Regions from separate parts of the Homo sapiens genome. Here region 2 is linked to region 1. Evidence: chromatin contacts called from ENCODE Hi-C or POLR2A ChIA-PET data. All regions are on one chromosome and are shown on one strand. The core of a region is the stretch at or near the end of the contact, and the rest is flanking DNA. Distances in the headings are between cores, read along the strand shown. Region 1 holds the start of MIR181A2HG (MIR181A2 host gene). Region 2 holds the start of ZBTB34 (zinc finger and BTB domain containing 34).

What was found. Hi-C counts contacts between places; a loop is a spot of excess contacts on that map. ChIA-PET counts read pairs that join two places held with the same protein, here RNA polymerase II (POLR2A). Pooled maps may share reads with other maps.
Region 2: a pooled map shows a loop between it and region 1 (2.6-fold over the local background). The contact joins the promoter of ZBTB34 here to the promoter of MIR181A2HG in region 1. A Hi-C loop is called at or near these places in 1 of 50 pooled maps. POLR2A ChIA-PET finds 5 or more read pairs at or near these places in 3 of 52 experiments (A673, K562 and MCF 10A).

What each region holds. Positions count from the first base shown.
Region 1 is chr9:124,655,333-124,659,756 of GRCh38, forward strand. It overlaps MIR181A2HG (MIR181A2 host gene), which reads left to right and starts at 3,104. Exons shown (of 2, transcript NR_038975.1): 1 at 3,104-3,409. All of the region lies in intron 2 of NR6A1 (nuclear receptor subfamily 6 group A member 1), which reads right to left. RefSeq lists enhancers at 3,151-3,270, 4,092-4,141.
Region 2 is chr9:126,858,389-126,862,771 of GRCh38, forward strand. ZBTB34 (zinc finger and BTB domain containing 34) reads left to right here and starts at 2,251. Exons shown (of 2, transcript NM_001099270.4): 1 at 2,251-2,351. RefSeq lists silencers at 1,870-2,269, 2,300-2,379, 2,390-2,439, 2,550-2,769 and an enhancer at 2,394-3,191.

The DNA.
Region 1 (4,424 bases), core at 1,854-4,353:
TCTGAGGCCTTTGACAAGTTCCCTCATCTATTAAATGAAGATAACAATATGTATCTGAAAGGACTGTTTTGAAGATTAAATTAGCTAAATGTATTCAAAACATCTGGCACATAAAAACCCAATACAAATTATTATTTACTAATTCACATTTTTTCCAACTAATATTTATTGATATCTACTTCATAATAGGCCCTGTGCCTATACAGAGGCACAAGGCACAACTCAAGAGAAACTGGCCATCGTCCCAGCCCAGGAAGGGCTCACAGTGTAACAGGAAAGATGAACCCATAAATCTTAAGTATAACAGAATTACTAGGAATATAGTATGTATTAGGTGTCATCCAGGAAGGCTGGAAAGAATCTTCCCTTCTCTAGCAAACCTGATGTTAGGGACTAGCTGGTCTCTAGAGTTAAAAGGCCCATCAAAACCCTTACAACTTATAAAGTGAAAAGAGCTTCTGAGATGGGTCAGAACAGCTCTGTAAAGAAGCCCTCACATGATTTTAAGAATAGTCAAGAAAAACTGTCTTGATAGCAAAAAAGTGGAAGCTACTTAAGTGTCCATTGACAGATGAATGGATAAACAAAATGTGGTTGCTACAGTTTGGATGTAATTTGTTTGCTCCCCCCTCATTGAGTCTCATGCTGAAATCTAACCCCTTATGTTGGTGGTGGGGCCTGGTGGGAGGTGTCTGGGTCATGAAGGCAGATCCCTCATGAATGTCTTGGTGCCATTCTTGCAGTAGTCAGTGAGTGCTGGCTCTATAACTCCCTGCAAAAGCTGATGGTTTTAAAGTAGTCTGGCACCTCCTTCTTCTCTCTCTTGCCTCCTCCTCTCCTACCATGTGATCTCTGCACACACCAGCTCCCTTTCACCTTGTGCCATGAATGGAGGCAGCTTGAGGCCCTCACCAGAAGCTGGTGCCATGCTTCTTGTACAGCTTGCAGAACCATGAGCCAAATAAACCTCTTTTCTTTATAAATTACCCAGCCTCAGGTATTCCTTTACAGCAACACTAAAGGGACTAAGACAGTAGTATACACATGCAATGGTATATTATTCAGCCTTAAAACGTAAGGAAATTCTGACATGCGACAACATGCATGAACCTTGAGGACACCATGCTAAGTGAAATAAGCCTGTCAAAAGGGAACACATCTTGTATTATTCCACTTATATGAGGTATCTAGAGTAGTCAAAAAGCAAACAGACAGAGGCTAGGCACGGTGGGCTCATGCCTGTAATTCTAGGATTTTGGGAGGCCAAGGTGGGTGGATCACTTGAGATCACGAGTTCGAGACCAGCCTGGCCAACATGGTGAAACCCCGTGTCTACTAAAAATACAAAAACTAGCCAGGCGTGGTGGTGGGCACCTGTAGTCCCAGCTACTCAGGAGGCTGAGGAAGGAGAATTGCTTGAACCCAGGAGGCGGAAGTTGCAGTGAGCCAAGACAGTGCCATTGCATCCCAGCTTGGGCAACAAGAGTAAAATTCCGTCTCCAAAAACAAAAAACAAAAAATCAAAGAGAAAGTAGAATGATGGTTGTCCCCAGGGCCTGGGGGAGGGAAGAATGGCAAGTTAGTGTTTAACAGGTAGGTAGAGAATTTCAGTTTTGCAAGAGGAGAAGAGTTCTGTGGTGGATGGATGGTGGTGAAGGCTGCAAAACAACGTGAATGCACTTAACACCACAGAACTATACACTTAAAAATTATTACAACAGTCAATTTTATGTTACATATACCTTACCACAACTTAGAAAAAAAAAAGATTGTCTTGTGGCTTACAAAAAGCAAGAGAGTGCTCATCTCCTCTTCTTTCGAACATTCTTATATCTAATAGTGCATCAAAACAGCTTTTCTCGGGTTAAGACAAGAGAATAATTCTGGGGTAGTCCTCATATGGAAGGTGCTGCATAATATAGTCAACATCTAAAAAATTCCAAGTACAAACATCCAAACCCAAAATTTACAGCAAAAGAGACAGATGGAATTATTTCAACAACTGTGAGAAAGGCAAGAAATAAACAGAACTATTGGTATGTTTAAGTATCAATTTAGGACTCTATAAGCTAATTTCTAAAGAGACAAGAAAGTCCACGGAAAAAAATGATTGGTCCATGTAGAGTAGATTTCATATATCAGAGTCAAGGTCTCACAAAACAACTTTACTGTTTTGAAACTTTAAAGAAGTGTCAACTTGCATTAAATAAACAAAGCAACTGCCATGTACTAAACAAAAATGTCACAAATGACAGTCCTGTATAATGACCTGGTTTCCCAGTGGCTCAGAAAGATGGAAAATAAACCCCAAGGACCCTAGTTCAGACAGACTGAAGAGAGCAGACCGTGGCTGTCTTGCATGATTAAAGGCTATGTCACAGCTCAGTAGGGTCCATGCTTTCATAGCTTCCCCCCCCCAGCAACCCCTAATGTGACTAGGACTGGGACAAGAGTGACAGTCTCACAAAGGGGATAAAAAGACATAAAGCTTCTTCCTCATACATCCAAACACTCCAGAATCTAAAACTTCACTTCTCTGTTGTCCATCTATCCAATTTTCATTAAGAGCAATTTATATCATATAGAGGCTTCAAAGTCAAATATGCCACTTTTATTTTTACCTTATCAAACCTATAAAATCAAGACCAAGGGTTGGTCTGGATATGAAGCTTGGTTAGGATCACAATAAATTTTCAAATCAAATAATTGGTTTCAGTTAGAGCCAAGTTTATCAACAATAGGGTGATTTAGGATTCAGGAAAAATCGGCTGCCTATTTGTATTTCAGAAAGACTAGTATTTCTTCTGACACAAGTAGAGAGGTGTAAGCAACCTCTGGGTGGGTAATGCCACCAAACAAAAGCAACACCTTCAAAGTCTCTCAGTGACTAGAGGCAGCCAGACACTCAAACTGCCAGTCCTGAATTACGGCCTCTGAATGGTGAGGGCTTCACATTTCACCGATCAGGGCACAGCCCAATCAGAAGACAAACCCCTGCACTGCCAGGGACCAGCAAATCCGCTTTCTTCCAGTGTGCACATGACTAAATGTGCTTCTGTCCATCATCTGGGTCATATATAGTTCAATGCGAGCTGAGCAGACAGGGCTGCAAGGAAATCTGGCGCGGTTCAATACCTCGTCTAGCCTGGGTTCCAGTATCTAATTTTTTTTTTGTTTTAACTGACAAACTCATTTCTCTACTGGGACAGGATGCTGTGCTGGCTGGAAGTTCCATTTCTACAGCAAGAATCCTATCTGGAAACACAGAAGTTGTCCTCTAGCCACAGCAGCTCGAACTTTTTTGATTGTCGTTGCTGCTTTCTCCCATCACCCCCATCCCCTTTTGACAAAGATCCAACTGTAAAAAGTCTTACGTAACAGTTCAGGACTACTTCGGTTCTTTTACTGGGTAAGCACTTTCAATTTTTTTTTTTTAACTAAAAGCCATTTTAAAATTGAATCTGTTGAGGGGCTTGACTAAAATCTTTTAAGTAATTTGTGTAATGGAATACTGTCAGTGGATTTTTTCGTCTCATTTCTGCACGTGCTCCTTTGTTCTCAGAACAGAAGCTTTTTATACACATCCCATAACGCAGCTGGAGAGAGTTATGAAGTCAGTTATTATAAGGAACACAAAGGTTGCTTTCCATTCTTTGCCTTTAGATAATTAATTTTTTTGTTTTCTTAAAATGGAGTATTTAAAGAAGGAAGAAATTCACAAGAAATAAACTGTTGGAGAATTTAGAAAAGTTTGAAGTTTTTACCACCTTTTCTATCTCTAGTTTTGTGTGGCCAAACACTTGTGCCGCCTGGGGCGGTGGGGGTAGAGGCAAGCATAGACAGAGAGGAACTAAGCCAGACATGGACAAAGGCACGAGCCAAAACCAGACAGTCCTGGCCGTTCGATAGGCCAGCAGTGGGTGAGACAGGTCAGCCAGCTGCAGGGGCGGGAGCGGGGGGGCGGGTAGGGACATGGATGTGTGAGGTGCTCATGCGTGCGATCGTGACTAGATTCTGAAACTGCCAGCCATTTTCCCAGCTCCGCTTTGTGCAATCTAAAGGAATGCATCCCCTCTGAAGCAGTCTTGCCAGAGCCTAGTGAGGGAGAGAAGTATGGTAAATACCACAACATATGGAATCAGAAAATACCGGGAACTGGAGTGGGCAAGGGGGAATGCAGAGGGTGTGGAAATTTTTTAGTGATCTGGAATGTGTTGAGTGACAGGAAGTGCCCCAAGCTTCTCCCCCACCAACTCTTCTCAGTCGCGCCTGCTTTTGTCTAACTCTTGTAATCTACACACTACTGCTTACAAAGCTGTCTGAGTTTAAGACAAAAAGAAACCTAAAAGTCTCCTTACTTCATAGTACCTGTGATATGGAAGGAATGTAAAAGCATGACCCTTTAAGCCTATGGACATTTTTTC
Region 2 (4,383 bases), core at 1,001-3,500, 2.2 Mb after region 1:
CAGGCATGAGCCACCCCACCTGGCCAGAAAACTCCTTCTTAACTGTGGATTGAAGGGCAACCCCAAACTTCAACAAAATGTGAATTGGATCATTTCATAAATGCTGCTGAGGAAAATGGGTAAGTGTGGAATAAATTAAAATGAGACTTGTACATCACTCCCTAGACTTCTTGATTTCAAGGGAGCTAACGAGTTAAATCATTTAAAACTGCCACAAAGATTATGGGAAAACAGAAACACATATGCACCTCAACTGTGGAGGAGTGACAGTTTTTTAACTAAAATTAGTAGAGACCATGACAATCAGCTAAACAACAAGAACGAAAAAAGCAAGGGGCTGGAAAAATATATAAATGATGAGTTTGGTGACCCAGTTAGGTGGGAGAGTAAATATAAACTATGAGGGAAATACCCAGCATCCAATGGACAGACAGAGGGCCAACAACTTTGAGACACTTGGCAGAGGAGGGTCAAAAACTCAGGAACTATTTTAGTCTTTATAGTACTTAATGATATGCAAATATTGTGTCACAGCCAAGAAGACCCTAACTCTTATCAACGAATTTAGCAAAAATCAGTTAAAATGATGAGGCCCAAGGCTGATCTGTAGGAAAACCTCTGGGCATAAGAATCAGCTCAGCAGTCCGGAGGAAACCTGACAAGATGATGTATTCCTGTGCCCTGGGTGCACACGTATCTCACCCTTGGGGACAGATCTCAAGAAAACAACTCAAGTGCAATAGCAATTCAAGAGCGAGACTACCTGTCTGCCCAGGTGCCTGCAGTTATAGGCAGGTTGCCTAAAATCCTATGCTTGGATGTTCTGTTGCTATAAGAAGTCAGAGAGACAAGGGAGTTCATCCCAAGTCTGCCATTTACTAGCTGTGTGACTTTGGATAAGTCACTCAACCTCTCTGAGCCTCAGTTCCCTCTTGGATTAAAATGGGAATAGATCGCCACCTCCTTAGGTTGTGTTAAATGAGGTCATGGCTGTCAAGTGTCTACACAGTGCCCTGCATGGAGTGTTTGACAAAGGGTAGCTGTTGCTATTGGAGGATGACCACTGGACAGATCCTGGAGAGACAGTTCCTGCTTGCAAAGGATGAAGTAACATCAGGAAGTCTCAGCAGCTTTCTATCCTGAAGAGGAGCTGGTATCTTTGCCTCCTAGTTTATTTTTATTACAAAGCCAGAAAAAGGAAAATAAACCTCTGCCACAACTACTGACTCCACCAAAATGCAAAGGGAAGCTCTTCAAAGAGTGTTACATTGGTCTAATGCTGGGAGGAAAACGCTGGGTGAGGCTCCCACTCCCACCCAACGGTTTGAAGACTGGGGTGTCCCCAAGGGTCTGGAAATGCACATTTTTTGAGGCATGCTCTGTGACATGGGTTTTATAACAGTGAGTTGGGAATTTTCACCTCCGTTTTGTTTTTGAGACAGGGTCTTGCTCTTTCACCACTGCTGAAGTACAGTGACACGATCATGGCTCATCGCAGCCTCGACCTCCCGGACTCAAGCGACCCTCCCACCTCAGCCTCCCCAATAGCTGGAACTACAGGCATGTGCCACCAAGCCTGGCTAAGTTTTAAAAATTTAAATGGGGCCTCCCTATGTTGCCCAGGCTGGTCTCAAACTCCTAGGATCAAGTGATCCTCCCGCCTCGCCCTCCCAAAGTGCTGGGATTACAGGCGGGAGCCACCTCCGTTTTGAGAGAGAGAAAACCTGCCCAAGGTGGTAAGTCAAGAGACCCCCTATGACAGGTCCCCAGAGCCCTGCTGCTAACCACTGCACCTTGCTGCCTTCAGCTGCCCTGCCAGGAGCAGCTCGGGTGCGTGGCATGCGCCTGAAGAGATGCAGGAGGGAGGGTCTTGGAAGGGAGGGCTGGGCTGGGGGCAGGCCCCCCAGTGCTGGGGGGGTCGAGGGTCCTGGGCTCTCTCCCACCCGTTCGATTCCGGGAGCCCCTGAAACGCGCCCCACTGCACCGCCCTTCTCCCGCCAGCAGGGGGCGCCGAGGAGAGCGCGGGCTGAAGGCAGAGCCGACGCCGCTTCCCGGAGTCGGGACTCCGGGGTCCAGACCAAGGCTGCCGCTAGCCCGCGGCGAGGCTCTGGGACGACAACCGGGCGGGACTCAGGACCCCGGGCCCTGGCTAGAGGTCCGCCGCGCAACGCCACCACCCGGGTTGGCGCCTGCCCGGAAGCGCGGGCGTCCAGGGGGCGGGGCCGGGAAGCGCTTCCGGGGGCGGGGGGCGCGGGCTGGGGCGGCAGCCGGAGCGGCGGGGACTGGCCTGGCGCCGGCGGCGGCGGAGGGGGCGCCGCGGGCGGGCGATGTGAGCGCGGCGCTCTGGACAGGTGAGGCACGCTGGCCGGGGGCGGCGAGCAGCGGGCTAGGCGCGGGCGGGGCAGGCGGGGCAGGCGGGGCGGGGGGCAGTCCCCGGGCCGCTGTCCGGCTCCCTCTGGGCGCGGCGGGGCGGGAGCCTCCGCGCCTGGTCAGTCCCGCGGGCAGGCGGCCGGCGCGGGCGGGAGCCGAGGCCGGGCGGGGTCCGGAGGCCCCGGGCACCTGCTGGGGTCAGGCGCGCGTCCCCGAGGGGCCAGCTGTGCTCGGTCCTGGAGTCCCGGCGCCGCTGGCCCGGCTGAGGGTCGCGCTCGGGCAGCTGCCCTGGGCTCCCAGCCTCCGCCCGGGGCGTCTCGGGATCCCCAGCTTCCGGGCCCCTAGCCCTGGGGGCGCTCCCTTTTGTACGGGGAGGGAGGGCAGATGGTTGAGTTCCCTGGAGAGCCGGCCGGGCCAGGGGTCGGCCCTTCGGGTGGCTGCCACGGAGCCGCTGCCTCACGCCACCGCCTTCCTCCAGGTAAACAGGCGGCGGCGACGGGTTGCGCTTGGCCCCAGACGTCTCCGTGGCCACTCGCGCTCAGTTGGTCCTGCCATTGCGGAGGGCTGGGCTGGGGCTGACCGGGGTTGTAAACAGTGCCCTTCTAGGCCAAGTGGCTGTGCTTTCAGGGCGGCACTCGTCTGGGAGTCTCTGTCTTGAGGCCTTCCGCAAGCCCCTTCCATGCTAGGACTCAGTTTCCCCATGTGATCATTGAGGGTTTCATTTAACTCTCTAAGAACCCTTCTGGCTCTGCCATTCCGTGTATGTCTCAAATTGGAAGGGCTGTCCCTGATTCAAGATACTGGGCAGTTTCGCTGAAGACTTTGTCAGTGTGGACTTTTTAAGCCACTTACTGCATTTTGTTTCAGACAGGCTTTAAAATGATTTCAAGAAGCGTTTTCTAAACCTCACCTTAATCCTCATTCATCCCTTGCTTTTGTCCCTAGTAGTAGTTAATCACATTCCGCCGAGTTTTTGCATGCAGAATTTTTTGTTGTTTATATTTGCCCATTTTCTCTTTGTTCCCTAGTCCAGGCCCTCTTTGCTTCACATCTGGATTATTGCAACAGCTTCTAAGCTGGTCGCTGACTCCAGAGGTTCCCCCCTCCCCCATCCTTCCTTTATGCTAAAGCCAAACTTACTATAGGAAGTCAAAAAATAGTTGAGTGCTTGCTTGCTTATTAAATGGCAAGATGCTGTTCCATGTGGTGGGAAAGTAGTAGAAGGCACACTTACAGTCTCCAGGCAGCTTTACACAGGGTGCTGAGACATTACTTATGAAAAGGTAATTTTGATGAGACAAGGCTGTGTGCTGTAGAATTAAGAAGGAGAGATGGAGGTCACTGTAGGCCGAGTGGTTAGGGAGGGTTTAGTGAGGGGCGGGATTTGAGCCGGGTGTTAAAGGATGAGTAGCATTCAGATAGGAAAAGAGGAATCAGGCCCAGTGATCCTATGGAGTTAGTGAATAGACCAGTCTCCTGGCAGAGAAGGGTTCATATAGGAGGGAAGTAGGAGGAGAGGTGGGCCGCGGCTAGTTCCTCAACTCAAACACTAGGTCAAAGTTGAAACTACTGAAGGCATTGGTGAAGAAGCTAGAGGCCAGGAGATCAGTTAAGAGGCCACGGCAGTTATACCACTGTTCAAAGCTGAGTAGTGGCCTCTTGCCTGCCACGGTATGTCCAGCCACCGCCCACCCTGTCTTTTCAAGACTCTCCGTGGTTTGGCCCCACCCCACCTACCTGAACCTTATTCTCTGCTTCTCCAAGTCTGTCCCCTGCAGAACTGAGTTAGTTACGGCTTCTTGGGTTTTGCTTCTGTTGTTCCCCCTTCTGAAGCACTGGCCTCCTTTTTCTTTTCTGTGCAAATTCTCCATTTCACTTCCTTCAAGCCCCTGCTGCAGATATACTTCCTCCAGAGGGTGTTCCCTGACTTCCCTGCCCCCATGGCTTTGTGGCACTCGGATTCAGCACTTGTTCCTTGGCTGTTGAACTTGTTCTTGTCCCAACTGGAGTGGG